2 separate regions of the Homo sapiens genome follow, and region 1 is linked to region 2. The links are chromatin contacts, found by Hi-C or POLR2A ChIA-PET in ENCODE. All regions are on one chromosome and are shown on one strand. The core of a region is the stretch at or near the end of the contact, and the rest is flanking DNA. Distances in the headings are between cores, read along the strand shown.

Region 1 (2,917 bases), core at 342-2,841, 160 kb after region 2:
TTGGCTTATTGCAACCTCCGCCTCTCAAGTGATTCTCCTGCCTCAGCCTCTCGAGTAACTGGGACTACAGGCATGCGCCGCCATGCCTGGCTAAGTTTTGTATTTTTAGTAGAGATGGGTTTCGCCATGTTGGCCAGGCTGGTCTCAAACTCCTGACCTCAGGTGATCCACCTGCCTCGGCCTTCCGAAGTGCTGGGATTACAGATGTGAGCCACCGCATCTGGCTGCAGTATTTTATTTTCTAAGATACTCTGAAAACACTGAATTCAGTAGAAACTCAATATTTGTTGAATTATCTATGGAGTAGCAACCTTTAAAAATGCATATCTTTTTCTCTGCTATGTATTATTTGGAATATAAAGTTTATAAATAATCACTGCATTAACATGCTGTCTCTTTTCTGGCCCTCTTAGCCAAACTTGTTTCTTTTTCTTCCTTTCCTTTCTTTTTCTTTTTTGGAGACGGTCTTGTTCTGTCACTGAGGCTGGAGTGCAGTGGCACAATCTCGGCTCAATCTCAACCTCCCAGGCTCAAGCAGTTCTCCCACCTCAGCCTCCCAAGTAGCTGGGACTACAGGCACACACCACCATGCTTGACACCACACCCAGCTAATTTTGCATTTTTGGTAGAGATAGGATTTCACCATGTTGCCCAGGCTGGTCCTGGGCTCAAAGAGATCTGCCCACCTTGGCCTCCCAAAGTGCTGGGATTACAAGCATGAGCCACTTGCACCAGGCCATTCCTTTGAAATTCTTAGAGCAGTTTATAAGATTCTCTATCTTAGTTTTCTAAGTTTGCCCTTTGTGATCTATTTTTGTTTGTTTACCCTTTAAATGGTAATGTTATTTAGGGTTCTGTCTTTGGTTCTCTTCTCTTGATCATGCTGAGAACTTTCCCTGGGTGATTCCATTTTTGTTCCTTGGCCTTGACCATTGTGTTCATATCAAGAGTTGTAAGTAAAATACTTATGGGGCCACATAGGTAACATAAATGAGTGACATGGTAAGGGATGATGGAGATGCTGATGGATTAAAGTCTCTATGCCCTGTTCAGAGCTCTGGTCAGATTGTTGCTCTTTTATAATATAGTATCCAGTGTTGGCAAATCTTCAGTTTTTCAAGAGATATTAGGCATCTAGAGTTCTTAATGGGAAATTTCTTATTTCTATAATAATTATGAGCAACTGGTTAAAATTTCAACCATAGTGCAGACCAATAGTAAGTATTTTTAGTTTGCAGGTTTACTTACTGTAACTTACCATGCTTCTCACTCCTAGATTTATGTCTTCAGATCTGAATTTCCTGCTGGGTTTTAGGCTTATCCCATTGTGTTCTATATGTAGGAGTTCTGTGTCCCACAGGCATCTCAAAGACCATGACCCTGAACCTCTTAATTTGTATTAGGAAGTGATTTCATTTATAGGATACCTGTGAGTTTGAATCATTATTTCACCACCTACTAGCTCACCAAAAAAGTTACTTTATTTCTTTAAAGTTCTGTTTGCTCATATGTGAAATGGGAGTAATATTTACCTCATTGAGTTCTTATACTAGCACAGTTACTTCCGTACAGTAACCAAACACTGCTTTCAGTTGCTGTTCCTGTTTCAGTGAATGGTATCACTACATGTACTTACTTATGCTTAAGAGTCATTGGTGACTCTACCCTTGTTTTTATTTTTCAGGTCTAATTAGTCACCAGGTTCTATTGGTCTAATAGAATTTTCAGGTCTAATTAGTCACCAAGTCCTTAGAATTTATCCTGCTCTACTGCATGTTTCTTCCTCAAACCGTCCTTCACCTCTGTACTGCAGCCCCTTTAGAAATTAGCTTGAGAGGCCAGATGTGGTGGCTCAAACCTGTAATCCCAGCACTTTGGGAGGCCGAGACGGGCAGATCACCTGAGGTCAGGAGTTTGAGACCAGCCTGGCCGACATGGTGAAACCCCATCTCTAGTAAAAATACAAAAATTAGCTGAGTGTGATGGCACGTGCCTGTAATCCCAGCTACTAGGGAGGCTGAGGCAGGAGAATCACTTGAACCCGCGGGTAGAGGTTACAGCGAGCCGAGATTGCACCACTGCACTCCAGCCTGGGCAACAGAGCAAGACTTCACCTCAAAAAAGAAACTAGCTTGAGGCTGGGCATGGTGGCTCATGCGTGTGATGCCAGCACTTTGGGAGGTTGAGGTGGGAGGACCACTTGAGCTCAGGAGTTTGAAATCAGCCTGTCAGCATAGTGAGACCCCATCTCTTAACCCACCGACCCCACAACCAACGCAAAAAAAAAAAAAAAAAGCCAGGTGTGGTGGCATTCGCCTGTGGTCCCAGCTACTTGGGAGGCTGAGGCAGGAGGGTCGCTTGGCCCAGGAGGTCAAGGCTGCAGTGAGCTATGATTGCACCACGGCACTCCAGCATAGGTGAGAGAGACTCTGTCTCAGAAAACAAACAAACAAAAGATAGAAAAGAAATTAGCTTGAAAAGCAACAACATCTCTTCCAGTAAGTTTTTTGGCTCACCACTTTTCTCACTCCAGGTCTGAATTAGATACCTCTTTTTCTGTGCTCCTAGCCTCCTGAGGATGTCTCTGTCATAGTGCTCTCCACAACTGTTTGTAATGCCTTTTTTCTACGCAACTTCTTGAAGGCAAAGACTACCTATCTTGAATGGCTTTTTATCTCCAGGGCTTAGAATAATGCCTGGCAAATAATGAGTTCAGTGATGTTTGCAGAATGAATGCATTGGCTAAATATATCATTTTTCTGGAGAAATTGTAGATATAAAAAAGATCCCGACGCCTTAATTATAGCTGTAAGGCTTTTTAAAATGTCCCAGTTGTTTTGTTTTCCCTGTTTGAATAAGATTCTAGGTGCTTTAATTTATTATATAAGTCAATAACTTCATTTATTTATTTATTTAT
Region 2 (2,715 bases), core at 109-2,608:
TTGCCTTTTCTGTATTTAAAAAAAATTTTGGATGTTAGACTTTCTAATCTGATCCTATAATTTTTGTATTTTCTGTTTCAGTTCTTTAACTCTTTTTACTCTATTTTCTGAGGTGATTCCTCACTTTCTCTTCCAACTCTTCACTTAAAAATTTTTTTGTTTGTTTGAGACAGCATCTTGATATTGTAGCCCACGCTGACCTTGAAAGTGATTCTCTCAGCCTTCCATAGAGTTGGGATTATGGGCGTGCCACTACTCCTGGCCCTCCTTCACTTAAATTTTTTTTTTTTTTTTTGAGATGGAGTCTTGCTCTGACCCCAGGCTAGAGTGCAGTGATGTGAGCTCAGCTCACTGCAACCTCCGCCTTCCGGGTTCAAGTGATTCCCCTGCCTCAGCCTACCAGGTAGCTGGGATTACAGACACGCACCACCACGCCCGGCTAATTTTTTTTTTTTTTGTATTTTGGTAGAGATGAGGTTTCACCATGTTGGCCAAGATGGTCTCGATCTCCTGACCTCGTGATCTGCCCGCCTCGGCCTCCCAAAGTGCTGGGACTACAGGCTCTGAGCCACCGGGCCCGGCCCCTTCACTTTAATTTTTCAAGATGGTTATACTAATTTCTTCCTTTGTTTGTTTTTCTTTCTTTCTTTCTTTTTTTTTTTTAGACAGAGTTTTGCCGTGTTTCCCAGGCTGGAGTGCATTGGTGCGATCTTGGCTCACTGCAACCCCTACCACCCGGGTTCAAGCAATTCTCAGGCCTCAGCCTCCCGAGTACCTGGGATGACAGGCGCACGCCACCATGCCCAGCTAATTTTCTATTTTAGGTAGAGACGGGGTTTCACCATGTTGGTCAGGCTGGTCTCGAACTCCTGACCTCAGGTGATCCACCCGCCTTGGCCTCCCGAAGTGCTGGGATTACAGGCGTGAGCCACTGTGCCCGGCCATACTTTTTAATTTCTAAGGACTCTTTATGCTCTCAGCTGCTCCTTATTTTTGTAATCTTCTGTTCAAGTTTCTTGGATACAATTTATTTTAATTTAAATTTAATTTAATTTTATTTTTTTGAGACAGAGTCTTGCCTGTCACCCAGGCTGCGGTGCAGTGGTGTGATCTTGGCTCACTGCAGTCCCCACCTCCTGGATTCAAGCAATTCTCCCTTCTCAGCCTCCTCAGTAGCTGGGATTACAGGCGCCTGCCACCACGCCTGGCTAATTTTTGTATTTTTAGTAGAGACTGGGTTTTGCCATGTTGGCCATGCTGGTCTCAGACTCCTGACCTCAGGTGATCCACCCTCCTCCACCTCCCAAAGTGCTGGGATTACAGGCGTGAGTCACAATGCCTGGCTGATACTTTAATTGGAGGTTTTTGTTTTGTTTCAGTTACGAAACTTTCTTCTGCTCCTTGAACTCTTCTTTTGTACTGTTTTGGCCTGTCTTTCGTGTTAGTGACTTTATGTAAAAATCTGGTGATTCTCAGCCTTGATTCAAATGTAAGACAATTTTTTTTTTTTTTTTTTTGAGAGGGAGTTTCACTCTTGTTGCCCAGGCTGGTGTGATCTTGGGTCGCCACAACCTCTGCCTCCCGGGTTCAAGTGGTTCTTCTGCCTCAGCCTCCTGAGTAGCTGGGTTTATAGGCATGCACCACGATGCCCAGCTAATTTTGTATTTTTAGTAGGAACAGGGTTTCTTCATGTTGGTCAGGCTGGTCTCGAACTCCCGACCTCAGGTGATCCACCTGCCTCCGTCTCCAAAAGTGCTGGGATTACAGCACTTTTTCAAGTGGTGTGAGCCACTGTGCACGGCCCTTTTTTTTTTTGGACACGGAGTCTCGCTCTGTTGCCTAGGCCAGAGTGCAATGGTGCGATCTCGGCTCACTGCAACCTTCGCCTCCCGGGTTCAGGCAATTCTCCTGCCTCCGCCTCCTGAGTAGCTGGGACTACAGGCATGCGCCACCACACCTGGCTAATTTTTGTATTTTTAGTAGAGACGGGGTTTCGCCATGTTGGCCAGGCTGGTCTCAGGGTGGTCCGCCCTCCTCGGCCTCCCAAAGTGCTGGGATTACAGGTGTGAGCCACCGTGCCCAGCCTCAAATTTAAGACAAATTCTTAATGAGTGGATTGGAAGTTTTGTGTGAGCAGACATTATTGAGTGATAGACTTCATCATAAGTGATCTAGCGGGGTTCTTAGCTTAGTAAGAGAGAAATATATCTGATCATGATCACCTGTTTGGGGTTGACAAACCTGGTTACCAATATTCCTTTAGCCAGATGGATGTTGGAATTTGAGGATTTAGAATTACACTTTTATGATTCTTGTTTTTCTTCAGCTGCTCCTGGTGTCTCTGAGTGTAGATTTCTTCCATTTACCCTCTCTAGGAAATTAAGCTTTGCAGTTTTCTAGGGCAGGTGAGAGCCAGTTACGCGTTAGTATGTAGTGAATAAGGGATTGTTTTGATTGCTTTTCAGATGGTATGCAATTCCTGTTGGTTAGCCTCATCTGAAAACGTCACTCCTGGATACATAGAACATCACTGCGCATGTGCATCTCCCCACCCCCGATGCCTGGTGTCTAACGTTCCTCCAGTTTCTGGTGCTCTGATGCATTGCTTTTGGGCTTGTCTTACTACAGCAGCTTTCTTCGGTCCTCAGTCATTTACCACTTGTCATATGTCCTTTCTAGTTTCCAGGGATATTCTTTTTTATATTTATGGCTTTA

The links. Hi-C counts contacts between places; a loop is a spot of excess contacts on that map. ChIA-PET counts read pairs that join two places held with the same protein, here RNA polymerase II (POLR2A).
Region 1: a map of ovary shows a loop between it and region 2 (2.2-fold over the local background). The contact joins two enhancer-like sites. A Hi-C loop is called at or near these places in 3 of 168 maps with a recorded cell type or tissue (adrenal gland, aorta and ovary). POLR2A ChIA-PET finds 5 or more read pairs at or near these places in 8 of 52 experiments (BJ, CD8-positive, alpha-beta memory T cell, GM10248 and 5 more).

The regions. Positions count from the first base shown.
Region 1 is chr10:21,709,305-21,712,221 of GRCh38, forward strand. All of the region lies in intron 13 of MLLT10 (MLLT10 histone lysine methyltransferase DOT1L cofactor), which reads left to right. Among named protein-coding and RNA genes, the nearest start is that of MLLT10, 180 kb to the left of the region's middle. RefSeq lists enhancers at 1,672-1,771, 1,741-2,241. Within about 2 kb of position 1,592, at least 2 of the 41 ENCODE cell types and tissues checked have a DNase peak (open chromatin) inside an H3K27ac peak, as active enhancers do.
Region 2 is chr10:21,554,178-21,556,892 of GRCh38, forward strand. All of the region lies in intron 3 of MLLT10 (MLLT10 histone lysine methyltransferase DOT1L cofactor), which reads left to right. Among named protein-coding and RNA genes, the nearest start is that of MLLT10, 21 kb to the left of the region's middle. RefSeq lists an enhancer at 1,312-1,894. Within about 2 kb of position 1,359, at least 3 of the 41 ENCODE cell types and tissues checked have a DNase peak (open chromatin) inside an H3K27ac peak, as active enhancers do.